Linked DNA regions of Mus musculus: regions 2, 3, 4, 5, 6 and 7 are each linked to region 1. A link is a loop called in an ENCODE intact Hi-C map of the cell type or tissue named here. Cell type or tissue: left cerebral cortex. All regions are shown on one strand. Region 1 has its middle 13 kb from the start of Gm33447. Region 2 has its middle 4.9 kb from the start of Gm5086. Region 3 holds the start of Enc1 (ectodermal-neural cortex 1). Region 4 overlaps Enc1 (ectodermal-neural cortex 1). Region 5 has its middle 9.1 kb from the start of Gm34087. Region 6 overlaps Lncenc1 (long non-coding RNA, embryonic stem cells expressed 1). Region 7 overlaps Lncenc1 (long non-coding RNA, embryonic stem cells expressed 1).

Region 1 (4,000 bases):
GTTACAATATTCTAACAATGCCTAAGTGAACACACACACACAGAGAGAGAGAGAGAGAGAGAGAGAGAGAGAGAGAGAGAGAGGTGACTTTCAATTCCAAAGAGACGCCTCCCTCCTCAGTCACATCCCGACAGCTCTCATTGACTAGATCTAGCGTCGAATTCACTTTGCAGTTAAGCCTGTGCAAGCGCTCTGCCCAGGACTATCTCTGGCAGCACAAACTCCTACAGCTGTCACTGAGTCACATGGAACGTCAGGCAGGAGTTTTGTTTTTTAATGATTTTATTTTGGTCTTGGGGGAGGAGGGCAGGCAAGAAAGACAGCACAAGATGAAGAAAAGCTGTCAGGAAAGTAGACACATTCCGAAAGCCAAACAAGCTGCTTCCTGGAACAGTGTCACTTTCTGCGTTGTTTATCACACGCTGAAGTAATCTGCACATTGCTAGGGAAGGTGGAACTTTCCATGCATTCCCGCCATCCTAAAAGCCAATGGCTGTCCCCTCCCACTGCTGCCTTGTTACTATGGAAACGATGATGCACAGCAGGACAAGGAATGACATCATAGGATTTAAATAGAGATAGTAACAAAGGGGCCTTCTGTAATATACACAGAAATTGCTTTCCTTTGGCAAAGTATTCTGAAATATATATATTTGCAATAGGTACAAATATTTACTTAGCTACATTATAATCGATCCTATAAGAATAGCACCTAGCAGTAAAGATGCTTTACCCAACTTTGTTCCAAATTATTTCTTTCTTTTTTTTTTTTTTTTAAAAAAACCCAAACATCTTTTTTTTTTAAAATTTATTTATTTATTTATTATATGTAAGTACACTGTAGCTGTCTTCCGACAGTCCAGAAGAGGAAGCCAGATCTCATTACGGGTGGTTGTGAGCCACCATGTGGTTGCTGGGATTTGAACTCCGGACCTTCGGAAGAGCAGTCGGGTGCTCTTACCCGCTGAGCCATCTCACCAGCCCCCAAATTATTTCTTTTTCTGTTTTCCATCTTGAAATTTATTGAATAAACAAAATGCAGCTGATACACCAGTGTGAAACTAATATAAAGATATCCATTATTCTGCATATTTACTAAAGGTGGATTTTAAAGTTAAGATAATAACTTAGAAAAAGAAATGCATAGACATTTATCGTAGAAGCTGTGGTCTACTTAAGTGAATAATGTAAGTGTCTTTAATATAAATGTTAAGATTATTTTTAAAGGGCATGAAATTGAGAGTCAGGTGCTACAAGGAGAGTTGTAAAAGCATTGTCAGGGTGGCAGGATTCCATGGATGGGAAAAAAAACAAATAAAAATTGTGAATTACATGTTAAACTGAATTAGAATTAGTTCTCTTCCTTTCAAATATTACATGATGGTTAGCTTGTCTAATATGAAAAGAGCCTAGCCTAACACTTGCCAACCTAACCTGGAAAAAAAAATCATTTCAGCTTCATCTCAGCCTAGGAAAGTTTCTAAGACTCAAACTATCAAATGCTATGGTTAGCCTGGATGGCATCTTACTGCAGACTGATGGGTGTGCCCAAGACAACTGTCTTGGCTCCCTAATCTGGAAGATAAGAAGATGCCACTCATAGCATCAGGTTTGTATGAAAACTTGACCTAATAAAAAGTCAGCCGCATGTCAGGCATTCCATAAACGCTGGCTTGCTGGCACTGAAGATTCAGCATTCCCTGGCCGTATGGAGGTGGGCGGCTACAGGGCTGAAGGGAAAGCTCCCAGCTTGGCCTTAAGTTTGCTGTGAATGAGCTGTGAAGTGGGCTATCCACACAGCAGATAAGCAAGCTGTGGCTGCTCTTGGAAAAGGACACCACCCCACCTCAGCAATCCAGGGTAAGGTGCGGGAATTGGGGTGTTCGTGGGAATTCTGGATGGGGACTGACACTGAGCACTGTCCATGTTGGCATTCCCCACAAGCCCAATTACTCTGAGCACAGAAATATCACATTCTAGTATCTGCCCTTTGGCCACGGCAATCTGGGAGCAGTTCAGACACCTTCTGCCGTCTGCCCGGGGCCAGACTGCTAACTATTTGGTGCCAGTGGTTACGCTCGATTCCATTTCTAGAAATGCAAGGCAGCTGGAAAACAATTTTTTTTCTCATAGTGGAAAAAGTCTGCACTGTTACATATCTTTTCAGCAAACTCAGGAAAACATTACGATACATATAGAAATTAACTCTAACGCAAGGTAAAGCATGCAATTTACCAAACCCCAAACGGGAAATCAAGGCCATGTTAGCACTATCATGATTTTGCCCATACTTCATGTTACCGTTTATGACTCCTGGCTTCAGGAAGCCGATCATTTGGTTGGTGCTGTTCTGCAAATTTAGCTGAAAGGAGTTTGAAACGATTTGAAGTGAGGACCAATGAAGCGGTTCAGCCAGTAAAAAGGGCTTGCTGCTCAAACCTGGCGACCTGAGTTCAATGCCCCGATCCCACAGTGGAATGTGAGAACTGAGTCCTGAAACTCATCCCCTGACCTCTACGTGCACAGTCTGCTAAGAACACCTGAACATAGGCACACAAGTACACAAGCAAGTGCACACACACACTAATATACACAAGAATAATAATAAAAATTTAGAAATATTCTGAAATCATAAAATTAAACATTACTGTAAGTTCTGTTCACTCAATATTTTAAATTATGCTGTTGGGGAGGGGAAGAGAAAATAGTTGGAGACCTGGTTCTTAGGCTTTTGTAAGTTCTACTTTTACATGGGTCCTAGGTACCCAGGGCCATAAACACCGGGAATTCATGACAAAGGTCAAGACAAGCCAGTCTTAGCCCCGTTGTTTTTCTTCCTGGCTCAGTTAAACAATATTTGGAGCAAAATCTCTGCTACAGTGTGTCCAGAAATAAGGCTGTACCCTATTCCACCATTATGGAATAGCTCCAGAAAGCAGGTCTGTGGATATTTTACATTAGAAGAAGACAAGCCAAGAGAGGATGTCAGATGCTGAAGACCAGAGAACCAGGCATTGCTAAATCCCAGATAAATCTTCTCAGTCCAACCCAGGCTGCTTTTCTTCACCTGCATCCCAGAGACTGTCTCTAAAAGCTGGAGGTCAAATCTTCTTCAAACTATAGCTGGCATCACTCTTGTTTGCCTTTGGTTTCTATCTAACCCATTACTTTCCTGTTCACTCACATGTACAGCAATAGTAACACCTCCGGGGCGGTTTGTTTGTTTTTCGATATGTAATCCTCCACCCCAACAAGTTAGGAGAGCTGTTAGGGTGGGACTAGGGCTCTGATGTCTCAAGTGCCACTGGTGTGACCTTAGTGTGCAGCCGGGTAGAGAACCACTCAATTAAGAACCATCAGAAGCCACTGACTCTAACACTGTACATCAATGTCATCTCCCTGGTCCCCAAACTCCAGTGCTCACCAAGACCACACAGAAGTCCTAGTTCAATATGTTCACTGAGAAGAGTCATATTCCAGCAAGACTTGACTGTGGGTGGAAGCATTTGTATCTGTATTTCATATAGGTGTTTTGCCTGTACATAGGCATGTGCGCTATATACATATACACATATAAAGCCACAGAGCCAGAAGAAGGCATCGGATCCCCTGGAACTGGGACTTACAGGTTGAGTTGTCAATGTAGTTGCTAGAAATTAAACCCTGGTCCTCTTACCCACTGAGCCACCTCTCCAACCCCTTCGTGTAATTTTGTACAAGATAGAAAACATTACTTATTTGTTTTTGAGATTTTTGAGCACGTTTAAATTGCACAAAGCAGGGATAGGGGCATAACTCTGAGGAAAAATGGTTGCCTGGCATGCAGGAGGCCCTTGCTTTTATCTTCGGCCCCACAAAAGTAAAAACTAGTTAAAACTGCAAAAACCAGAAGCTGGGGGGATGCTGGAGGCATCGAAACCATAGCAGCCTCAGCACCACATAAGCAGACAGAGCTGGAGGGGTGGGGAGGAGGAAGGGGGCCTGGCAGCCTCTTCTGCAC
Region 2 (4,000 bases), 170 kb before region 1:
TGCTATAACTTGCTGCATCCATCCTAGGAAAAAGAGATTTTTGCCAAAGCTAGTTATTAATTTACTTATCTATTTTTGCAGAGGCATTGTTCCTCCTCTATTAAAACAAGAAAATGAACTTATCCAAATAAAGCCTTAAAACAAATAGGAGAAACACCCAAGACTCAAAGAAGTGAGATCACATACTTGCTGGTTAGACACAGTCACTAGCCCCGTGAGAATCCCTTTCCTTGTGTGCAAAGTGGCCTAGCAACTGCTTTTCTCACCTTCTATATAATTTAGCTCAATTAATGGATAAGCAGTTTGAACATTAGAAAGTGCTAAATACGTGTGTGTGTGTGTGTGTGTGTGTGTGTGTGTGTGTGTGTGTGTGTAGTCTCCATGCTCTTTTGCCCACATGTAACAGCTCCTTCTCATTGAGTTACTCTGTGCCACTGGCTCAGACCCTGCTACCACCAAGTCTCTGTAGAGTAGTAATGAATGTGAATGTGATAAATTTTTTCCCATGTGCCTAATTCATGGCAGGATGCATTTTGTACTCATTGGGTTAGCCAATCGTTTGCTGGTATAATTCTCATCATGCAGTAGTTAGATTCACACTTTTCAGTTCTATAGTGTTTCTATACAATTTCCTGAATATATCAGACCAGCCAGCAGAAGGTCTATGTAATGCGGGGGGCGGGGGTCGAGTATGTTGTTGTATACTGTTATGACTGTCTTAGTGTTCATAATAACGATTCCTGGTTGTCAACTTGACTATTTCTGGAATGAACTACAATCCAGAATTGGGAGGCTCACTAGTGATGCAGATTTTGAGGCTGGGAGATACAAGTTTCTGACCTGGATCTTGTCATGGAGATCTTGAAGCATAGTGGCTATGAATCCCAGGAGACTAAGGCAAAGAGATCTCTGAGTTCAAGGTCAGCCTGGAACAAAACAAATCCCAGATCCAGGCGTGGTGGTACATACCTTTAATCTTGGCCCCACCTTCTGCTGGAGGCCTACATAAGGACATTGGAAGAAGGAAGATTCGCTCATCTTTGCCTGTTTGCATTTACTTGCCAGCACATCTGTTGGGCTCTACTAGCCTGTGGGACTGAGCAACTACCAGATCCTTGGACTTCCCATTCACAGCTGACCATTATTGGGGAGTTGGACTGCAGACTGTAAATCATCATAACAAATTCCCTTACTCTATAGAGATTATCTATAAGTTCTGTGACTCTAGAGAACCCTGACTAATACAGTGTTCTATTGCTGTGAAGAGACACCATGACCACAGTAACTCTTATAAAAGAATCTAATTGGGGGCTGGCTTACAGTTTCAGAGATTTAGTGCATTATCATCATGGTAGGATGCATGGTTGTATGAAGATGGTAATGGTACTTGAGAGGTAGCTGAGAGTTCCGTACCTGAACCCAAAGGCAGTCGCAAGAGAAAAGGCACTGTGCCTGGCTTGAGCTTTTGAAAGCCTAAATCCCAACCCTAGTTACATCCTCCCTCCAACATGACCACACCTCTTAATCTTTCTCAAGCACTGCCACTTCCTGATGATTGAGCCTATAAGCCTGTGGGGACCATTCTTATGCAAATCAGCACAACAGCTCACCTATGCTTTTCTTCTGCTCTCTAACAGCTTATTTTGGGTGTTTGTTTGTTTGTTTGTTTTTTATGAGTGATGGAAATCCTTGATGACACAAGACTTTCCTCCAAGGGCCCTGGGATCAAATCTGTAATCTTCATACTTAGGATCCAAACTTCGATTTCTTCACATTGAAAAAAGATGTAATAAAGGCTTCTTATACAGTAAATAAGATATTTCTAAGGATTTTAATTCTTTTCACATTATAAAAGCTATCAGGGTTCCTGACGTTAAGATACTGCTTTGGTCACTGAGAGAAAGCCTGGTCCCTTTCACATGCTATTTTTTTTATTTGTGTGCTCACTTGCCTTGGGTTTTGTTGTTGTTTTGTTTTGTTTTGTTTTTGTATTTTCTTCTTTCTGCTTTAAATAATTCAATTTTTTATACGTTACCCAAACACTCTGGTTCTGATATGAGCACCCAGGTTCTGTGCTGCTGAGGTCCACCATCTCTGCAGAGCTTTCCAGCTCCTCTCTGTTGTAGCTTCTGCATTTAACCCCCTAGTATTTCTTGCTTCCCATGTGTTTTGAGTTTCTTGGGACTCCTTTAAAACTTTGTCAGTGCCTGAGAGCCAATCCTCTGAAAAGCTGGGTGGCTGGACATGCACAGCTGGAGATAGAACGTGCTCTGGGGAAATGAGACCTTGAGGAGAGCCACTTCACACGATATGGCCCAGTGAGTGGCCAGATATGCTTAACCTCCTGATAGAAAAACAGAGCCTTCCACGCATGCTTATCATTCTGAGGAATGACATCAGTAAAGAATTTAGAAATAGAAACTATCTCGTATTTGGGTTGGGAAGAAACTAGGGGAAAGTTAGCCGCACAGCCATATGGATAACCTTAATTCTCATTTGCATCTTAATGGAAATGAATCTTCAAATGTCTGTTCCCTTCAGTCCTTGAGACAGTAAGCCTTTTGTAGCTCTCTTTAACTTAGGAAAGCCAGATTTAAGCTATAAGTGGATTTTCTCAAAGTTCACACCATCTAAAAGTATTTGAGATAAAGATATTATACGCTGATATGTTAAGCCACAATTACAGGAATCCTTAAACCCTGTGCCAGACTACATGGGTTTTGGAGTTTTTCTTAATAAAAAAAAATGTTTCTCTGACTTTAAAAGGTCATTTATACTCAAAAGAGAAATCTATTAAAAAAGAAAATAAACGAATTTCTGGAATCCTAGAACCCAAAGAAATCTACTGCCTATCTTTTCTTTGCAAACATGAATGATTATAAATATCATTATTTAGGTTTTGTAGCATTGACATATCAGGTGTCTTTTTTTGTAACTGGCACAAGCTCCTTTGAAGCACATTAGGAGGATTATTTTTCTTTGTTCATATATGTAGATTGTCAATATTTTATTGGCTATAATATCCTACTGTGTGTTGCATGAATATCCTTTAATTTAAGCTGTCCCCAAGCTTAAATTGTGCTGAGCCTTAAGCTTTACCAGTCCAAACTATGGCACTGTGACAGTTATAAAAGCAACAGACCAAGGAAGATCGCTGTGACCTTCTCTTCCTGCCCTGGTACAGGTCATACCACCTAGAACCAACTGCCAGACTCTCCTCTGAAGTGTGCCATAAAGCCCTGGTATAAGAGCTGCGCTCACTGTACCTTGAGGAGGGAGATGTCCTCCCCTCTGAAGACAAGGACACAGAAAGATTGAAAAGAGTTGGCCTTGCTAAGGTCCTCCAGTTTATTTCCAGTGGGTCACGCCCTCTGTGTCTGACTGTTTCTCTATAACTATTCACCTTGCCATCAAAAATGGGATAAAAAGACAGCAGTTTCTGTGTCTTCAGTCCTGAGAGTCCCTACATCACATAGTATATCTCTAGTTTTAAAATGCATTGTTGTCTCTTATTGTATTGTTATCCTGCCCTTTATTACAGGGTCTCAGCCGCAGCCCCCACAGTGACTAAGAGCAGCCCATGTCCTACAACGGGTCCCAGCTTTGCTAGTCTACACAATGTTACAACCATCACTAGTGGATCCAGATCTGCGGTTGCCTTTTTAGTCAGTTTCTAACTTTAAAAACTGGTCTGCTTCTTTTTTAAAGAAGACATTGTGTCATCTGTTGGAAAGAAAAGCCAGACACTTTCGGAGCTTCAAAAATTATCTAGAATTTCAATCTGATTCAAGGTACTTTTGTAGTAAAGTGGGCTGGGGTAAAATCATATTGATGTACAGATAAATAAATTTCAACCTTTATATTATACTACAAAATAATTAACTCCAGATGAAAATCATATCAAATTCTACAAGGTAACATTTTTTTAAAAAAGTCTTCACATCCTTAATGTGAGCAAATGTCAGGCATGGGAAATGCAACTCCTTAAAAGTCGGTTTAA
Region 3 (4,000 bases), 150 kb after region 1:
CTAAGGAAGCTGCCTCCTCTCGGGCTAAGAGCCAAGAAAGGAACACAAGAATCTAAGTGCTAGCAGGCTGAGCTGGAATCCCACGGGGCTGGGGAGTCAGGGTGGTATAAAACAACGTTCACAACCAGGTGTATACTTAAGAAAACAGTTTGTCTAGAAGGCCTACAGGATGTGCACCACTCTGCATCCTGTGTTTATGCTGCTGTGTTTTCTAAGTCTCCCCCAGAAAACCAGGAGGCAGAGTCTAACCTGTCACCTTGGATCCCATCCCACTGGGAGAGAATGTCACTGTCACAATCTCTCATCTTGCAACCACTGTATGATTAAAACAAAAGGTGCTCCTGAAGACCCTAGGGAGACAACGTGCTCTCTGGTTTAGAATCATGCAAACATCAAAATATCCAGACATAATTTATACATACGGTTATACAAAAAACACCTTCAACATAAAACGAATCATCCTTTCCAACATTTTTTAAAGACCCCAGAGACATAAATCTGCATGCTAAGGAAATGACCCCCAAAATGCACACATATACTTAACTTGCGTCTACAAAGAAGGCAGAGAAAAAGACTGCTATTACTGTGAACATCAAAAGGGCACCTAGTTCAGTGACTTCAGTTCACTTCCTGCTGCTTCCAGGCAGGACGTCTGCCTCCAACACTGGGAGCACCTCCATCTCTCTCCTGGTTAAGCCTGATCTCGATCCCACGAGCAAAGAAGCCAGGCAGACGTTCCCAAGCACTCACATTACTGACAACAACGGAGCCACACTATAAAGATGTTTACCAAAATAGCTCTTGGCCACGCCGTCCCCTCCAACACTTGCAACGGCTACTCTCAACACGCTGGACATGCCAGTGAGGACGACACCAAATTACAAGTCCAAGTCCACTGTTTCATCTCCACCCCGCCCACCAATTCCTACCTAGCCTTTGAAATTAATAATGTCATTCTAAAAGGCAAAAGCTTGCAGGAGAAGAAACTCGTTTTTCAGGAACCAGTTTTCATTCATTTGGCTGCAGTCAAGTGGCCGCAGGAGGAGGTCTGCGCATGGCCTCCACCGCCCCCCAAAGCCGGCTACGAGGCACCCTGGGGAACCGATCCCACGCGCTGGGCTTCCTGGAGACTGCTAGGAGCCGGGATATTATCCCCAACCTGGTTCCTCGCACCCACCGATACTTGCCCGGGCGTTACACCGCAGAGGGGAGGCAAGTTGCTCTCCCAGTGCCGTTCCCACTCCAGCGACTGTTCTGCCTCGAGAGCACCTCCTGGGCTTAAGCCTCAGCCAGGGTGGCGGGCGCCGGCTCGATGCTCCCAAGCACACCCCGCGGCCGACTCCCACCGCCCGAAACCCGGGCGCCCGCAACAGGTTTGGGGTTGCAGGGCAAACTTACAGTAGTGGCGGCTGGCCTCTGCACACAACCGGCTGCGGTTCTTGCCTCGGTCACCCGCAGGGAGCCGACGAAGGGCGTCTCTGTTCCAGGAAGCGGTGGCGATCGCCGGGGAGAAAGGAGCGCTGGGAAGGGAGGCGATAGCGTCCGGGGTAGTGGCTCCCGGGCTGGTTTCGGCAGGCAGCTGACCTCGGTCTCCGGATCTGCTGCTACGGACCTGGCGCCCCGGCCGGGCCAAGCGTCTGCCGGCGCGCGCCTAGCCAGGGGAGAGTGAGCCTGCGGCGGCCGCGCCGCGGAGGAAGGCGGTCTGCACGCAGGGGGAGGGAACGGGGTTGCGGCGTGAGCGCTGGCGGCCGCCTGGCGTCGGCTCCGGGTCTCTGCAGCGCCTCCGTCGCGCCGCTGGCTCTGAGGCTGCGGGAGCTGACTGCGCCGGGCCACCGTGCGCCGGCCTATAAGTTGCGCCCGGGAGGGGGCGCGTATGCAAAGAGACTCGCTAGGGGGAGGAGGGAGGAAGCGCGTCCACTACGCGGGCAGGAGCGGGAGGAGCTGGGGGGGGGGATGACGGGGGGGGCGGTTAGCCGGAGAGGAACTAGGGGAGTGGGGCGGGGAGCGAACGGAGACAAAGCGGACGCCCTCGCTCAGCAACGGGCAGCTGCAGCCCTCGGGGACCGGGAAGAAAATAAGTTTTAGAGGCTCGGAGGGTCTTCGCCTCCTCGGGTCAACCCCATTCAAGGCTAGGTCGGGGGCTGGGGCACCCAACTCAGGGGAAAGCAGCCCTAGGCGCTTTCCTGCGCTCGAGGGTGCCGGGATCCTAAGAATGCTCAGTGGAGTAGCCAAGGCCAAGCTGGGGATCCACCGCTCCCGCATGCACTCACTGGGTTAGACACCCCAGCGGCAGGCAGAGCCTAGTTCCCGCAGGAGCAAGGGAAGAAGCCTAGGTCTGGACCTCGGGGAACACTGCAGGTTGCGCAAGTGGACATTGGGTTACTTGCTGGCAAGAGGCCAGACTCCAAACTCTTGTGGGGGGCTTCCTTCTCCACCCCAAGTTGGTGAGGAAGCCGCGGCAGGACTCTGTCTCGCTCGGAGCTGGAGCCGCAGCAACCCCAGCTGGGTCCTGAGGGCCCACGTGTTTCGCAACCAATCGCCCAGGGCCGCTAGATTCAAAGCCAACTCCTCCAAGGAGCAGACACGCTGCCTCCTCCTGGTAGGGAAGATGTCTGTTACCTTCGGAGACTTGGCCTTTCCTGGGTTTGGTTGGTTGGTGGAGTCTGGAGTTCAGTCAAGAAATAGCGTGTCCCCCCCCCCCAAAAAAAACAACAACCATCACCCCACACACACACCTAAAGTCTCGAGGGCCTAGCAAAAGAAGGAACTCTATCCTAAATAAATAAATAAATAAATAAATAAATAAATAAATAAATAAACAAACGTGGCCACAACTGTTTATGACTCTCATTTTTGACTCTCTGTGCTGGGAGCTAAAACGACACTTTGAGTTGGCTCTTATTCGGCATTTGAGATATGTAGGGACGAATTGTATAGATTATTAGCCCAAACCCTTTATTGTGCAGGTGAGGAAAGAGAGGTCTTTGGCGATGTGAATTGCCTGGCTGGAGACCTGCAGGGCCTCAGTAGTGGCCAGGGAGTTTGCCCTATCCTCTTCATCTCCCCAACGCTTCGCCCCCAGTCTTCCTTTTCTTAAGACACCAGGCGTAGCAATGGTTTAAACCGGCGCAGGAGGCTCCACATGGCGCTTCCTGAGACCACAGACTGCTGAAACCCGCAGGGTTGGTCCTTTATCCCAGCTCCCTCTCTCTGGCTTCCTCTGCTATTGAGGCTGATAGATTTTGCTCATCGCAAAGAAAGACAGTGCCCTCTTAAGTCCTTTCTTAGCATTAACTCGTCAGCCTCACGACAGCCTTTTCAAATCTGTTTCCTATTTTAATTTTTGATAGCGTCTTGGCTCCATTTTGCTTTACAGAGCCAGGGAAAAAGCTCGAGGGATTCAAGGTAAGAACCAGGTGTGGAGGCCCCCAGGGGCAGCAAGGAGCCAGGCAGGCAGAATTCCGTTCCCAAGGAGAGAAAGATTACAACCAATAGAAAGCAAACGGATGGAAACGGAGTTCGCATCAGAGATAGGCTCTGACGAGAGGAAGATAGGAACAGGTCTCCGAGTCTTTTAAAAGCATATTTCTATGTCCTGTGGAGGCACCAAAGCCCACTACTGTGCACTTTCTGGCCCTTTTTCTTTGTTTTCATCTGTCTGGGTTTGGGTCAAACACAAATATGTGGGTTTAGGGCACTAACAGTTCATGTGTACCAGTGGAGTGGAACACTGTTCCATTAAGAAGTTAGCACATCTTCTCTTTTGACAAAATATGCCTGTCTTTCTCCCAAAGCCACCTAGAACTGCTGCTGCTGCCTGGAAGCAGTATATATACCTATGTCAGCTGGTTGGCTGGGGGTTTTGCCAGGAGAAGTCAGCTGGCAGAGGATAGATAATCGTTTCTATTGCATCTCCCACCTGGAAGTTGCAGCATCCACAATGAAGTAAACAGTGAAGTTCGCTTCTCTTTGTAGAGTGCTTGGCTAAGCAAGAGGGCTA
Region 4 (4,000 bases), 140 kb after region 1:
TCATTAAACTTGCCTTCTCCAAAGCAGAAATGACATCTCATCTCGCCGTGCATCAGAATGAGCTAAACAGGAAAGAAAGAAAGAGGAAAAAAAGTATGAGAGATTTGTGATACATCGTTGTTTTAAGACATTCGATAATAAGCAGGCTATTTAGAAAAATTCAGACTCAGGGCAGAACTGAGCAGACCACTTCTGAAGGTCTGAATGCAATAGAACTGTGTTCAGTCTGAGTTCAACCATAAATGTGCACACACAGCAGGTTGATGCCATGACGACGGTCAGCCCATAAAACAATGGTGTCCAACGCCTGCCCTCTCTCATGCATGAGTATGTTCAAACTCAAGCCTACACAGGTTGATGCTATGATGAGCTGCCATCTTCTGTTTCCAATGTTTGGAAAGAGAGCTATTGTGACATAATCACTGTGTGTGGGGGGGGGGGTCAAGAAAAGGAGATGCCCCGCGCCCCCCACCCCCAACCCACTAATCATAAAGAATCCAAGTGAGGCTTTTTAGAGACAGAAGGCAGCCATAGTTATAAAATGCATCTCCCCCACTCGCTGCCGCAGTATGCCCCAAGCAGGGACAAAGGGAGTTTTTGCAGGACCACTCACTAACTGATCAAATTCTTCTCTTCGCCTTGTGTAGTGAGTCAGTTCCTAATTGTTTCTCTTGGCTGTTGTCTAACAGTGATTCAAGCCTACAAGACATTCCTTAGCCTTTGGTGTCATCCCTTAGCCCCACCTCCTTGTAACCTGTATATCCACATTAGGCCAAAAGAATGTGTCTTGTAATACATAACTTCTCAAGACCCAGCACACTCAGAAAGGAAGAGGGGGTAGTTTCTAAAAGAAGTCACAAGGCAAACAAGTCCACATCCTGTCAGGCGGAGGCCATAAGACACCACAAAATTACTAGAAAATCAGAATAGTTTCTCTTCTAACCCACTGACTGACTGAGCAGCAGGGGTCAGTTCAGATCTCCCTGGTGGGTGAGGTGTCTGTCCCGGGAAGGTGTCTGCTATCCCTGGATGCATTCAGAAATCAGGACTCAGGCTGGAGGGCAGGGCTGACACCCAGAGGCATGTCTGAATGTCATTCCACAGGGCTCTCAGTGTTTTTAACAGCATCTTGCGTATAGTAAACTTTAAACCATTGTTCTCCCTGTCGGAAACCAAGAGACTGGCTTTGATCAGGGGCTCATGTCACCCTTTAAAAGCAGCAAGCCGGCCCTATCAAGATCAATTTTTATGTGCTTGCCTTTCCTGTCAGGGATACCAAGGTGAGGAATGCTGTTTTACATGTAACACAGCATTTCGTTTGCTGTTTCCCAGGGACCGGAAGCAAGTGATTAGCTTCAAATACCTTAACGCAGTCACTCTGGGCTGGAAAAGGGAACCAAAACTGAAGAATAGAAATCACAAACAGCTGATAATCAAAGGAATGGAATGTCCCCAGGACACACAGAGTGAACTCCAGCCAGATCAGAGCAAGGTCTCACTGCAGGAGAAGCCTGTGATATACAGTTGGCTCTGGGCTAGATGGGGCTAGGTGTTCCCACCACCCACCCACCAGTCTGAACTGGGGACAGTTTTCTGGACGTTGTGGTTGAAAGCACTCAACAAGAGCTGTCTTAAGTCCAGGGAGACCTGAAAGGAGGTCAAGAGAACACTGGCAACCTCTCTGCTTGGTCCTTGCCTCCCAATCTCCCAGTGGCCATTTCTGACCTACCACCACAGTACAGTCCCTGGCAAGTTTTCCAGCTGCACTACACACAGTTGGTTCTGGACTAACTCTTAATTTTGAGTCTGTTAATTAGCGCTTCTCACCTAAGATGTTTTTTAGACCTGCTTGAGAGTTGAGTCATGCACCCGTATCGCAAATGAAATAACCACTTGCAGAACACTTGTTTATTCTGGATTACTGAGATGCCAGCAGGGCTGCACAAACCAGTTTGGTGTGGGGTGCTTGCTGTCAGTAGACTGCTCCTCTGGAGGAATCCCATGCCCAGGGACCATGGCCCTGCTGGCTGGGGCAGCTTGGGGGAGATAGCCAAGGGGTTGAAAACAACCATGACACATTGTGAAAAGGAAACCAATCTTGGTGCTTTTAAGTGAGCTACTGAACATGGAAAAAGAAAGGTTAAATAGATGAAACCCCTCTGGTTAGCTGACAACCACTCTGGGGTATCCCCATTTTTCCTTCCAACGGCCCCTTTAGAGGTGTCCCACCGTAAGGAAAGCAGAGCCAAAGTTCTCTCTGGTTCCTCCACAGTGACATTATTTTCTTCTCTTCCGGTTAGCAGTGAGTCGGGAGTCAGCGGGCCCCTGGGCTTCTGTTAAGCCAGTTTGGGTTTTGTTGTTGTTTTGTCAACTTGACAAAAGCTAGAGCCATTTGAGGGGAGGGAACCTCAGTCAATATTACCTGTATACATGCCTTTGGACATGATGGATATGGGAGGACCCAGGCCACTGTAGGCAGTGCTATCTCTGGACAGGTGGTCTTGGGATGTACAGGAAAGCAGTCTGAGCTAGCTAAGGGAGCAAGCCTTCAGGCTCCTGCCTTGAGTTCTGGCCTTGACCTTCCTCACCAATGGGCTGTGACCTGATAACAGGTCAGAGGGAATGAGCCCGTCCCTCCCCCATACTGTTTGTGGTCATGGTGTTTACCATAGCAATAGGATTCTAACAGACACACATGCTGGGGCAATTCCTGGGCCAGGCCTGAGGATATTTCACAGGAGCGAAGCAGCCACACGTGACACCTAACTGTGCAGGCTGACGATTAATTACTGGATCCAAGAGAACAATACATTCTTATGTACACAAGACAACAACCATTATGTACTCAGACGTATGACATAGGATACAATCTGTGTTGTACCAACATCAGAGTCAGGCTGCCTGATTAACTAACTCTCCAAAGGATGAAGTTAGAGTTGACTATGTCTACACAAGACATCACTTTTCAGGAGCACAACCTGGATTTTCCTCCAAAATTAACACATGCTCTGAAGGGACGGGGTGTATTTTGAGGGGAGACATTTTAAATAAGTGACTATACAGCTCTGGAGTCAATAAACTAGGAGCCGCGAGCAGTGTTTTTGTAAGTCTATTATAAAGTACAGAAAGACCTGGAGAAGTGAAATTGGAACAGCAACACAGCATCCCTGGGATGGTCCCAGATGAAGCCGATCAGGTGACAGCTCAACTGCATACTCAAGTGCTTGTGCTCTGGGGTCATTCCTCACTAACCTGACCACTTACTGAGGGTCTAGGACTTTGGGCAATGTACAAGTCAGACTCCATAGCTATCACGGTTGTGCATCTGCATAGGGAGATTATTAGTAATGCCATCCCAGGGGTTGTTCTGAGCATCCAAGGATGCTTGAGTGAAGCATGTGGGCCCTAGGAACAAAGTGAGCACGTTACAACCACTGGCTGGAATCACAATGGAAGTCTGGGGTTCCCACCCTGGCTGGATACTTGTATCACTGGAAAACTTTGTTTAAAGTACTGATAGCATGGGTTCCACCCCAACCCCCCCCCCCCCCCCCGCAAAAGTCTCTAGAGTGGGCAGCTTCTGAAAATCTCTTTGGGAGACTCTGAGGTTCAGTGACAGCTGAGAACCACTGGTTCCTGTTAAAAGGGGTGACAGTGGTGGCCAACCCAAGCAGTTATGTTGTAGGAATGCAAAGCTTTTCAGTTTGTACATGTGTGACTTCAGATGAGACAACAAGCAGTCCATCTCAGTCCACATCCACTCAAGCTACCGGGCTGAAATTTCCAGCTTGCACCTCCAGCTACGGGCTCTTACCTCATGCGTGCTTTCTTTAGGATGCTCTACATTAGGAAGGCAGGTGTTTCCAGGTGCTGACGAATGCAGTAGGGATCAGAGAGTAGGGAACAGTGGTTATGCTGTTCCACACATCTAAAGTTGGGTCGTAACAGTCCAAAGTCTTGCAGCGCTGAATGCCGAAGTACCCTCCAACTACGTAAAGCT
Region 5 (4,000 bases), 240 kb before region 1:
AAGAAAATCATCTTCCCAGCTAAGCAGACTTTCTTTAACTCGTCAACACACTGCCAAAGAAAAGGGAACATTCTGCCAGCACTCAAACTGGGGGAAAAAAGTCCTCAGGCAAGTTTATATAAAACCCCAGAAAAGTGATACATAATAAATTAAATATCCCGAAATAAGCAAAGCATGAATATTTAAGCACTGGGCTAGTTTAATTCGGAGCAAGCAATGAGACCCATGCTCTTTACACAGGATGGAAAGTTTAAGCCGGGAGCTGCCCTGGGTCCCTTTTTATTCAAGACACTGGCAAACATCTTGTGTCACTAACTCATTGTCGAGCTGTAGACCAAGGTCAATATTTCCAGGGACTGGCATGGACTCCTGTAGTCTACTAAGATGAGGAACTGGAGCACAGAGCATACATACAGCGTGTGTCATATGTAAATAGCTTATGGGTGCTAAATGATAAGCCAGCAGTATCTTGTTGGGGTCCAGAACACAACCGAGAACAATCACAATAGGCAGAAGTGAGGACAAAGAGAAGTGAGCTCAAAGAGGGCAGCAAAGGAGAAACAGGATCATACCGCCTCTTCCAAACACAGTAAGAGGAAGCGCTGCATACTTAAGGAACTTCTCCCTTCGTGAACTTCAGGTTTGATCCCCATCAAAATTTCTGCTCTCTGATGCTTAAATAAAGTTTATTCTACCTTATGTCATGTTCTACGCGGAGTCTGGTGTGCACAATATTTTTGTGCACAAAAATAACACACACGGGATTGGGAAATGGCTCGGTTACTAAAGGGATTGCCATACAAGCATGAGGATCTAATTTGATCCCCAGCACCCATACAAAAGCTAACTATGATGGTTTGGGCTTGGGATTCTGGTGCTGGGGAAAGCTCACTGGCTAGCCAGACTCAGCAAACCTCAAGTCTTTGTGAGAGATCCTGTTTCAAAAATCAAGACAGCCAATGTCCTGGTGAACAACATCTAAGGTTGACCTCTGGTTTCCAGATTCACAGGCATACATACCTGCACGCGCGCGCGCGCACACACACACACACACACACACACACACACTTCACCTTTAGCTTTTTCCTATTGTTTTGTCATGTGCAGTCTGTGTGTGTGTGTGTATGTATGTGCATGTGGTATGTGTGTGTGTGTGTGTGTGTGTGTGTGTGTGTGTGTGTGTGTGCATGCATGTGTGTGTGTGTGTGTGTGTGCATGCATGTGTGTGTGCATGTGGGGTGTGTGTGTACATGTGGGGGGGTGTGCATGTGGGGTATTTGTGTGTGTATGTGTGTGTTTGTGTGTGTGCGGGGGGGTACTGATGAGCCTCACCCAAGGGAATAACGCACAGAGAGACAGAAAGATGTCAAGAAAGCAAAGATGAATAGCCTCAGCATTGCAAGCCACAGAGGAATGGATGCCCGGAGTCTTCTGGTATGGGAAACAGATTCCACAACTCGACACTTAAAAACCATTTCCTTGCTGCCTGGCAAAGTAGGAGAACATCATATGTGTGATTTCATTCGTCCTCCCACGGTTCTGAGATAGGTGTTAAAACCTCATCCCTTACTGTAGATAGAAAAAAAAATAGACATCGAAGGCAGAGGACTTGCAGAGGCTTCTTCCTCCAAGTTCATGGTCCTCATCACACACCAGATTAGTGGGTGATGGTCGAGTCGGGAAGAGAAGCAGCAGGAGTTAAGCATATGTCAGATCTATGCAGACACAGAGCCGGGGACAGGTCTGGGAGACTCCCTGTCCTCACATGGTCATATTATAGTTTACATGCATCTACCTTAAAACGCGGCTAGCTGATTCCTGAAAATAACTTGACAGCTCAGCTAAAGCAGGAACTGCAGGTTCTCGATGCTATGAGTGAAAACCGCCCGTCCTCTCGCTCCAGCAGAACACAATGAAATGATCTGTGGTTTTGGGTTGGGTTTTTTTTTTCCCCAGACATGGAGTGTTTTCAAAACTCTTGCAAACTCCTCTATGTTCTTGTTCTTTGAAATCTGGCAATGAATAATGAACTAGAAACATCTGGGATGATTCCCCCCCCCCCCCGCCCCAATACTACACAAGAATGGACTTCTATTCTTGTTTCCTATTCAAGGAGACTAGAGCCTAGAGAAACTGACTGTGTCCTGGGCATGCACTCAGGGACCAGGGGACAGCAACAGGGGCAGGATGCTCATGTCTCTTCCATGAGACACAAGTTCCCCTCTTTGGTATCGGCAGATTTCCACACGAGGTATGACCTGTGTGGATAGCCATTTCTCAGCCAGCTTCAAATGCTTTGCACAGAGGATGGTGATACGTAGGGGAAAGTCACCTGGCAGGCTCTGATCCTCCTGGATTCTAAACATGCAAAGGCAGGGGGATGGACGAGAAAGAAGAGAAGCTTGCTCCCATTACTTGCTGATAGAGAAAGCACTGGTTCCGTTAGGGCTTTGAAAAAAAAAAATCCACTCTCAGGTGGAATCTAAGTGCCATTTGATTGAGTCTTAGTGCCATCGCCCTAGACGAATAGATTTTTCCCTCCTAGTGTCCACTTTATCAGCACCCCTTGGTCTGACCTTCAATACTTCACCAAGCTACCCTGCTCTCCAGCATCCCAATCATTACATCATCATCCTTCCACTCAGGGAAGGGCTGTACTGGAGTTGGGAAGAATTGTTTGCTTCTGAGTCTGACCAGCTGGGCTTCTCCGTGCTTCTGTGCTGGGATAGCTCACAGCAGCACACTGTCTCTTCTATGACTGTGTGGTTTTCTGATTAGTACTTATTCATAAATGAAGACCATAGACCAACCTGTAGGTCTCAACCCGACAGGGGTCACACATCAGATACTCTGCACGACAGATACTTGTGTTACAATTCATAGCAGTAGCAAAATTGTGGTTATGAAGTAGCAATGAAAATGATTTTATGGTTGGGGGTCAACCACAACCTGAGGAACTGTATTAAAGGGTCGCAGCACTAGGAAGGCTGAGAACCACTTCTGTAGACTGTTCTTCGATGGTTCAGATGGTAAGTGCATTCATGTGAATTCAGCCACACTGGGTTGTGTTCACGGAAGGTAAAAGGTGGCTAGATTTCCTTGCCCTTCAGAAAGTCATTTATTGAAGAGGGATTTTGCTTTTTATTTTATATTTATATTGTGCATAAATATAATGCCATAGATTGTAACCTAACAATCTACATTATATATTAGTATCTATGATTTATTTTTACGGTATTGGTTAAATTTGTACAAGTAAGAAATATGCTAAATATTTTTCAATGGGAGGTACAGGTAGGCTGACCTAGAAATCAAGCTCCTCCTAATCAACTCTTCCAAATGCTGGGATCCCACGTTTATTCCGTGAGTGGCTCACACTCACACTATTACACAATTTGACCTGCATTTTAAACGACTGTCAGATTTTTGTTCATACATTTTGTAATCGTATAGACACATTCATTTTAAAGACACCTAAGGATGCAGTAATTTAAGAAACTACTATCAAAGACTGATAATTACACCTTTTAGAGGTAATCTCTGATTATATTTAGATATATGCCATTTCATCTTTGTTTCCTGTATATTTGTTCCCTGTATATTATACACATATATTCTGTATATTATATATGTATCCTGTATATTATACACCTCTTTGTTTCCTGTATATTATATACATATTTAGTAAATGTAGACATATTTTTAGATACCAGCACAGAATTAAAGCATATTTGCTGATTTTAAACTGACTTAAGATCGTTTTCACTTAAGACTCTATTACGGGAGCTGGAGAGATGACTCAGCAGTAAAGTGCCTGTTGCTCTTGCAGGGTACCCGAATTCTGCTCCCTACATCCACATGGTGGTTTATAGCAATCCAGAGAATCTTACACCTTCTTCTGACCTCCTCAGGCACCAGACATTCACAGGGTATACATATGTGCATTCAGGCAAAACACTCGCACACATAAAATAAAATAAATATATCCTTAAAATAATAT
Region 6 (4,000 bases), 62 kb before region 1:
TGCACTTTGTTAAGAGGTTAACTCGGGGAGGCTCTCAGTGGGCAGCACTCACTCCAAACGCTGCAGTTGTTATCACCCGAGGGATGTATAGCATGTGGTCCTTGGAAAGGGTCTTTCATACAAATGCTACACGTAGATTTATATACACAGGAACGTAGTTGGATGCTATCTATGCTGAGTCAAAGCATCAGGCCCAGGAAGGACTTAAGCCATTAGAAACTACACCTTTACCCCCTCTCCTTTCCTTTACGATTCTCCACTGTTCTCCTGTCTTCCCTTTCCTGTTATCAAAGTCAGTGGAAGGAAAGCTCCTATACTCTATCATGTATACCTTTAGTAAACCCAGAGTCAATGCACTGTCTCTAAGTGTAAGTCACTAGTCACGTTGGAAACATTTTATGACTAAAGCCAACTCTGCTGGTTTTTCTCACTGAGAAGAGCTTCCTAAAAACAGCCTATTCTCCTGTGACAAGTCTTCAACATTCCCACCCCACCCCACCCCAGGATCAAAAGGGTTGTTTGGCGATTGCTATAAACATCGGTTAACAGCCTGCAGCTGGATTGCCCTGGTTTAGACCCTGACTTCCTCACAGATTAGTGTATGACCTTCTTATTGTATTACCCGACTGACTTTCACCCTCTACAAAATGAAGACAGCCCTCATTCACAGGTATCTAGCAACGCAAAGCTGTTGAAAGCACAACTGACACACGGGACTTGGTTAGGCCATTACCAACTGAGCATATTGTCTTTGATGTAAAAAATGAAAGTTTGGGGAGGGGGAGGAAATGGCTCCTCCAGAAGAAACAGTTAAAGGAAACATTTACTTGTCAAGGTTAACGTCTTTTAATAAAATTCTGTCTCCGAGGTTGTTTTGTGTCACGTTTTAGCTGCACTGAGAGAAAAACAATAAAGTAGAGCCAGGTATGGTGGTCCTGGTCCTATAGTCCCAGCACTTGGTGGGCTGAGGCAGGAAGGCTGACAGTTGGAAGCCAGTCTAAATGACACAGTGAGACCCATTCTTGAAAGTGGAGCTGGGGATGTGGCTCAGGGGTAAGCACTTGCTTGGCATGCCTAAGACTCTGCGTTCCATCCATAGCAGCTGCACACGCACATAGGTGAGTGCGTGTGCGTGTGCACGCGTGTGTGTGTGTGTGTGTGTGTGTGTGTGTGTGTGTGTGTGCGCGCGCGTATGTGTGTGTTAGTACTGTGAGAAATCTTCAAGTAAAACTAGAAACAAGAAAAAGTCTGTTTTTACCTTTTCTCCAAAGTTGAAATTTTTTCACTTGTTACTAATCTAAAGCCCTCTTCATATACTTACCACGTATTATCTCGATATAGACCCCCAACATAATCTCTTGGCTCGCCCTACATTATCAATATAAAGTACTACTAGATAAGATTTGAGAGGGAGCTCAAAGAAGGGCTTTAAGTGAGTTTACAAAAGGAAGAAGTCGTTCATTGCACCTTAAAGAATGTCTCATGATAATGTTTGTAATACTTCCTCTCTGTACCACGGTACAGCACAGCGTTTCCAAAATGGCACTGTTGCTGTAGGCGCTGGAACAAGGAGTCCTTCTCTAGCACTGTCAGATCCCCAGCAAATACACTCAGCTGTCCTAAGAATCCTCAGAACGCACAAGCTGAGGGGGCCGAAGTTCCTGTACCTCGGAGCTCACCAGTGAGTGGGTAGCATCCTACTTACCCTCTACAAATAAGCCTGGCAGCAGCCATGGAATCATTTTTATGGAAATTCACTGCATTTCTATTGAACCAAATATGAGTTTGCTAAAGGAAAAGTAAGTTTTCTCCTTGACTGGGTTTTCGTCGTGACTCTGAAAGGTCACGCTGAAGAACAGCGTGGACAGCCATGTCTCTGAGGAGCTGAGGAACGTGCAGTTATTGATTGCCTACTCCAACAGCGGCTTCCTGTCTTATCCTTCCGGTCAAGTCTCACGGATGCTTGGTGTGTCTGCTCCTGCAAGTTCAGATCAGAATATTTAATTATCTGCCAAGGATGTTCTATGGATTACCTGTCAAGTGTTTTGAGACCATTAACTACTTGATAAATGCTAATGAGATTTTTCAAGGAGGCAGATATTATTGGTTATCTAACATGGATTCTTTCATGTGCCTGTACAACCCCCTTAGGTTTTATTATTATTTATACAGACCTGTTTCTAATCTGCATGATAATCCTCCACTGTCCTGCAAATAACCATCATGCCTTAATTATAAAGTCTCGAATCTGAAAGTGCTGTTGTTGTGTTAGGATCTGAGAGGAGGTAATCTCTGGAAAGCCTCGGTGCGGTGCGGCTGGCAATCATCAGGGCAAAACAAGCCTGTGAGTTCTAGTACAGGCAGTTGTTACCTTAAGGAAGTAAGACCAGCCAGGCGGAGAGGGAAAAGCAGAGATCGTGAATATATTCTAAGCTTCAAGTTAAGCCCAGCTCTTAGACCAAAGGCTTTAGAAGTACTTTGAAAAGACTTTAGAAAAGTTAGACTTTGTAATTTGATTTCCACTTCTGACTTTTAATATACTTGGAATGAGCTAGAATCCTTGCACATATTTCTTTCCTACAGGGAGTTGGGGGTGGGGGTGAGGGTGACACACTGCCTTTGAATTGAAAAAAAGAGAGAGAGAATAAAGAAATTTTCTACATAGGGCTACAAAATATCCATCTCTGTTCCTACCTCAGCCTTGACTCCTGCAGGGACCCCAAACAGACCCTTGAACCTGGATGTCTGCCACAAGTCCACACCTCTACCTCAAATCAAAACAATCCCCCAGTTGCTACCTCACCAAGAAGTCATAAAGATTACAGTTAGAACATTGAACTTCAAAGATGAAAGGCCCAATATACATTCCAAGCATTATTGTCCAGTCACAGTGTAAACTTGCAGAGGTCTGCAGCTTCAGCATGATTGCTACTGTCAGCAGATCCAAACTAGGGTGACCTTGCTGGAACCGTCGGAAGGACAGGAGAGCCTACAACCAAGACCTGGAAGCAACTGTCTCCCAGCCAGCATAACTGTGTTCTCACAGTGGTTCGTTGTTCTCTGAATATAGGCGTTAATGCAAGCCTGACACAACAGCTTAGCTCCCATCCCACTAAACAACGTGCATGCTCTTGCTCTTCCTGTATCTACAACAGGGCAAGGCTATGCTAAGCACTAGTGAAATTGATACACTGATACAGTTCAGAGCTCACAGTTAAAATTCAGTGCATTTTCTATTTGATCTGCGGACAGGTGTTCAGGATGCTTTAGTCTGCAGACAACTTGCAAAGATGCTTGTAACATCTGAGAGTGTTATGATCTTGAACGTCTCAAGGCTTCAGAAGGACCTCACCAGGACAAACAGTTCCACATGAGGTTTATTGGGAGAGAGAGGTTTATTGGGAGAGAGAGGGGCAAGGTGGAAGCAGAAAGAGAAAGGGGGGGAAGAGGCGGGGGGGGGGGGACGACTTTCTTTATATATGGCTGATGACGTAATCCAGGTAAAGGTGCGAGGTGAGCCAAGTTGATTCAGGGAATGTGGTGGCAGTTGCCTTGGCAATTGGTCTACGTGTCCCGCCTATGTGATGTAACGGGTTTCGGAGGTCCTGATACCAACAGTAAGAAAAAAAACCTTCCACCAAGAAACGTCCAACAATTTTGAAGCTGACTTCCATTAGGAGTGACTGAGTGACAATGACATGCAACTGTGACAAATCGATATTTTGCACATTTTTCCCTTGAATCCACAAGTGCTAGAAATTATTGCTGAAGATGTTCCTTAAAGTCTAAAGTAATAGCTCCACACTGCTTTCAGAGCCACTAAATGCCAAAGGGTCCTTCATCCCATATACTTCCATCCGTGTTTGACAGGCAGCTCACGAGCCGAGCCTCCAAATGATTTTGAGTGTAGCCAAGGCTACATAAGAGGCTATACTAAGTATGTAGTTTTCTGTGGGTGCCCATGTTCCCCTATAGTACCTGTACCTGACTCCCAACTGTT
Region 7 (4,000 bases), 100 kb before region 1:
TTTTGTCCTTAAGGTGCTTCAGTTCCAAGTCTGGTCAGGCTTCTGGAAGGTTCGAATGTTAAAAAAAAAGGGATCAGAGCAGTGGTTCTCAACCTTCCTAACACCACAGCCCTTTAATACAGTCCCTCATGTCGTGGTGACCCACCCCACACCCAACCACAAGATGATTTCATTGCTCCTTCATAACTAATGTTGCTACAGTTTTTTAATTATAATGAAAATATCTGATATACAAGATATCTGACACATCAAGGGTCGTGACCCACAGGTTATGAACTGCCGAGTTAAAATAACATATATGTGTTTTTGGGGGCAGGTCACAGATAAACCAAAAGAGACAGGGAAGTGCTTTTGTGTTATCCCGGTGGAAGGGACCACAGTGGAAGAGTGAACTAGGGGAAGGAAGTCCCTGATGCACAACCATGAAATCCTGCGCAGTTCCTTGAAAAGTCATGAGCTGGTGATATTAAACGGTAAACAGATGGCCACTCGTCCAGAAGGAGACAAAACCAGAAAGCTATTTTTGTTCTTTAAGCCTGAACTAAAGTGAAAGACCAACTGGATAGCCTTTAAGGCAAAGCGCTTATGTAACTTTTGGTCCACACTGAGCACTTTTAAGAGAAAGCCTCCCGATTTAACTATGAGGACGTGTTCACCCCACACTAGGGACCCTTCTAACACTTAGGCAACTAATGTAAAAGGTACTATCCACAAACCTTTAAGTATTAAATCACGGCTCAAAGGCTGACCTCTTCCAACACCTGTGCTTAGATGGCTTCATGACTGACTGAAATAGTCGGGCTTCCTGGCACATGGCAACCTTTCCATGAATGGTTGGGGAGCGAGAGGAGGAAAGGCTGAATTTCCCAATAATCGGTCCTTGGAAAAAATGCTCGCTGGCAGCCTTCGCGGCACGTGGCACTGGCACCACAGCACCACTTTAGCTGTAGTGAGCATACCTAGATGATTGCAGCTTGCATATTTCCGTGCTACCCAAGCAGAGCTGGAATGTGTGGCTCCGATTCATCTTCCAGCTGGAAGTGTCACAGAAGCGCGGCGGGGGGGGGGGGGGGGAAGGGGGGCTTCCAGCTTTTATGTATTGCATACTGCCTCTGCTTGGCCGAAGCTCCAGCCTCACGGTTTTATACATCACTTCGATTGTGTTGGGAGCTCATTGTAAGTAAGTCAGAGGGAGCCGAATCAATACCCACAGAATATCTCCGGCAACAGAAAGGCTGCTCTTGCTGCCCTGTGTGGCTTTACTGTCCCAGGAGGATCACAGGACCAGCAACTGGTAAAAGATGAGGAGAGGTTAAGAGGTAAGGTTTTAGAGACACTGGCATGATGACGCACAATGACATTAAGGGCCCTTGCCTGTTCCAGATAATCCCTCACCTATCTACTGAAAGGACCCTGGATGAAGAACTTATGAACCTGAAACTTTCCCCAAAGCAATGTGCATTTTATTCCGGAAGGCAGGAATCTGTCAGTTATCCAAATAGACATTAATTCCATTCATGAGGGTTGAGTCCTCCAGACCTGACACTCATACCAGGTAGTTCCCCTTCTCGTCTGAGCTCTCCATTCTGACAGGCCGCCTCACCTGGGACTAACTACCCTCTCAGATGTTTAAACGAAAGGTTCTATAAATAAGTAGTTCTCAAGTTTTAAGATATGTATCATTTTGAGTAGCATCACAGAATGTCACACCATCCTACTCCGCCCCGTCGGCCGCATGAGTCACATCTCATCCGAAGTCGAGAAACAGAGAGGTGAGTGCTCGTGTTCCGCTTCCCCGTGGATGGCGCTGCCCACATTGGAAGTGGGTGTTTCCACCTCCATTAATGCAGACTAGAAAAATGCCTCACAGATATGCCAAAGGTTTGTCTCCTAAGCGATCCGAGAGCTTGGAAAGTAGGAAATCAGTATTACCCATTACAATTGAAGAAGGAGTGTCAGTTCTAGGGCATTCTATTAAACTCTGGCAATTGACCAGGAAGGCACAACAAAATCATGAATATGTCAAGCTCAAGTAAGGATAGCGTTGACCCTACACATTCAAGGAGTGTCACCTTTCCTAAGAGGCTGGAGAAGCAGCAACCCCACATTGAGCTCCACACTGTAGTCAAACACAGGGAAAGTGACATCCCTACACAGACACCAAACCTGAGGTTCTTTATGTTTTCCATGGCTCATCAAACCTGTCTGTCTCTGACTCTTTCAGAATGTCAGCCGGTAATATAGAAATACTGAAAGTCCCCAAAATAGAGCCAAGCTGCTATTTGGAAGTAATATCTATCTTTGAGCCCTTCCCTAGGCTAAGCTGGCAAAGAGACGATAGTAATGACTGGATGGTCTTTCCGTAGAGCCCAGCCAGGGCGTGTGCATGGCACTTTGCCGACACCTTAGGCATGGCTTCAAGCAGCTTTGAAGCAGTAGAGCATTTCTGGGACAAGTGCTGCTTCTAGAAGATGAGACTTCTCCAACAAAACACATGCAGGCTCCTTTCTAGGAGGTTTGTCCAGAAAATCTCCTAGGCAAGTCAGGAGTATCTTAAACTGACAGGTGCTATTTATAGCCACAAGCCTTTTACCTGGCCCTAGGTCCTCCATCTTGACGTGTTTCCCATATAAATTGCTTTTCTCTTCATTCCTACACCTGCACCAATAACATAAAGATGCTCTTCAACAGAGAAATAACGCCCATGAAATTCAGCTAGAAAGTAGCATGCAAATGTAAGACATCATCGTGTTCATAGAAGACAGTTTTGCAGGGTAAAGTGTAAACTAAATAAATAGTGCTGTGTTCCAAGAGGCAAGACAGGAATTCTTTCTCATGTCTTAAGACGAAGAACTTTCAGTTGTCTTCTAAACAATGTTTATTACCATAAAAAGGGCCTGTAAATTAGCCTTCCAAACAGTCCTATTTATCCCGTGAAAATCCAGGCAGTGAAGCTGGAATCGATGAGCCCCCTTCCTGCCTCTGTGGCATTCTTCCCTTCTTTTCCCAATACTGTCAACAAAAGCGAACTGTCCAGCTGCTGGCAAGAAAACAAGCAGACTGAGAGAGCCAAGTCCTCTGAGAGAGCCTCCACTTTCTCACCTCCACCACCCCCAGTCCCACCTCCACAACCACCCCCTGAAGTGCCATGTCCTCAGACAGAACCCCCACCTTCACCCCTACATCCACTCTCTACATCCATTCCCCTCGCCTCCGGGAATCCCAGAGACTTCCGTTGCTTGCATGACATTTTCCTGTAATCATCAATTTTCATCCATTCCTACGCCATCCTTTTGTAACCCAAGTAAGGAAGAAAAAAAAGTTTATAAACATCCATGCTTCTATGGCTCCAAAGCAATTAGCAGTTCCATGAAGGCATGTAGGCAGCTTGCATTAAAGCATAACCAGGGGTCGGTGGTAGAAAGACAGAGGCGCAGGAGGAATTTTCTGGATAATAACGTGAGCGCTGCTGCAAAGCTCAGCGGCTCTAAGCTCCTGGCTTTTGGGGTAGAATTTGCACTGAGTCCACAACACAGACATCTCAGTCCTCAAAGTCCCCCTCGATGATCTTGTTAGGCTCTACCTATAAGATCAAGAACCAAATCACAGACTAGCCAGTATCAGTTTTCAAAAGCTCTCTTTAAAAAGAAAGAAAGAAAGAAAGAAAGAAAGAAAGAAAGAAAGAAAGAAAGAAAGAAAGAAAGAAAGAAAGAAAGAGCGGGGGGGGGGCGCTGATGGGTGATGCAGGACATTTTTGTAAATGGAAAATATTACATATACAGAGTCTGAGGCAATCCAAGACGTTTTAAACCAGAAAGCAGATGGAATACAAGCAATATAAATTAGTGTAACTGTATTTTGCTAACTGCACAGAGATTCTCACTCCAAACCAAACTTCTTCTCTCCAGCCTGTTGATTGCGTTATCTAATTGTTTTCCATTGACACTGCGTAGAATTTGGAGAAATGTTTGGAGTTAAAAATCAGAATCGAAAGGTCTAG

What was found. A loop is a pair of places that touch in the nucleus more often than their neighbours do. Peaks named below come from ENCODE experiments on the same cell type or tissue, not always from the same donor. Only the 100,000 strongest peaks of a DNase experiment are listed, where the experiment ranks them.
Region 2: a loop joins it to region 1, with 4 times the contacts of the local background. A loop is called at or near these places in 3 of 42 quality-filtered maps.
Region 3: it touches region 1 in a loop (3-fold over the local background); 9 of 42 quality-filtered maps call a loop at or near these places.
Region 4: a loop joins it to region 1, with 3 times the contacts of the local background. A loop is called at or near these places in 9 of 42 quality-filtered maps.
Region 5: it touches region 1 in a loop (3-fold over the local background); 3 of 42 quality-filtered maps call a loop at or near these places.
Region 6: it touches region 1 in a loop (9-fold over the local background); 2 of 42 quality-filtered maps call a loop at or near these places.
Region 7: a loop joins it to region 1, with 2.9 times the contacts of the local background. A loop is called at or near these places in 2 of 42 quality-filtered maps.

What each region holds. Positions count from the first base shown.
Region 1 is chr13:97,387,033-97,391,032 of GRCm38, reverse strand. No RefSeq gene overlaps it. Among named protein-coding and RNA genes, the nearest start is that of Gm33447, 13 kb to the right of the region's middle. In left cerebral cortex, no CTCF peak of the experiment used is centred here; DNase peaks (open chromatin) are centred at 290, 427 and 1,747; H3K4me3 peaks cover 364 bases; H3K27ac peaks cover 1,545 bases.
Region 2 is chr13:97,553,086-97,557,085 of GRCm38, reverse strand. No RefSeq gene overlaps it. Among named protein-coding and RNA genes, the nearest start is that of Gm5086, 4.9 kb to the left of the region's middle. In left cerebral cortex, no CTCF peak of the experiment used is centred here; DNase peaks (open chromatin) are centred at 2,453 and 3,622; H3K27ac peaks cover 2,485 bases.
Region 3 is chr13:97,238,928-97,242,927 of GRCm38, reverse strand. It overlaps Enc1 (ectodermal-neural cortex 1), which reads right to left and starts at 1,823. Exons shown (of 3, transcript NM_007930.4): 1 at 1,399-1,823. In left cerebral cortex, CTCF peaks have their summits at 1,762, 2,590 (motif pointing left) and 3,264; DNase peaks (open chromatin) are centred at 2,263, 2,506, 3,204, 3,831 and 2 more places; H3K4me3 peaks cover 2,955 bases; H3K27ac peaks cover 3,385 bases.
Region 4 is chr13:97,246,599-97,250,598 of GRCm38, reverse strand. Enc1 (ectodermal-neural cortex 1) reads right to left here. Exons shown (of 3, transcript NM_007930.4): 2 at 3,815-4,000; 3 at 1-62. The coding sequence ends at 3,846. Among named protein-coding and RNA genes, the nearest start is that of Enc1, 7.5 kb to the right of the region's middle. In left cerebral cortex, no CTCF peak of the experiment used is centred here; DNase peaks (open chromatin) are centred at 1,334, 1,508, 2,532, 3,331 and 1 more place; H3K4me3 peaks cover 3,432 bases; H3K27ac peaks cover 2,457 bases.
Region 5 is chr13:97,629,828-97,633,827 of GRCm38, reverse strand. No RefSeq gene overlaps it. Among named protein-coding and RNA genes, the nearest start is that of Gm34087, 9.1 kb to the right of the region's middle. In left cerebral cortex, no CTCF peak of the experiment used is centred here; DNase peaks (open chromatin) are centred at 108, 780, 1,559 and 1,796; H3K27ac peaks cover 3,710 bases.
Region 6 is chr13:97,449,124-97,453,123 of GRCm38, reverse strand. All of the region lies in intron 1 of Lncenc1 (long non-coding RNA, embryonic stem cells expressed 1), which reads right to left. Among named protein-coding and RNA genes, the nearest start is that of Lncenc1, 16 kb to the right of the region's middle. In left cerebral cortex, no CTCF peak of the experiment used is centred here; a DNase peak (open chromatin) is centred at 1,658; H3K27ac peaks cover 1,679 bases.
Region 7 is chr13:97,490,447-97,494,446 of GRCm38, reverse strand. It overlaps Lncenc1 (long non-coding RNA, embryonic stem cells expressed 1), which reads right to left. Exons shown (of 2, transcript NR_110432.1): 2 at 1-42. Among named protein-coding and RNA genes, the nearest start is that of Gm41030, 35 kb to the left of the region's middle. In left cerebral cortex, no CTCF peak of the experiment used is centred here; DNase peaks (open chromatin) are centred at 618, 902, 1,749 and 2,321; H3K27ac peaks cover 2,744 bases.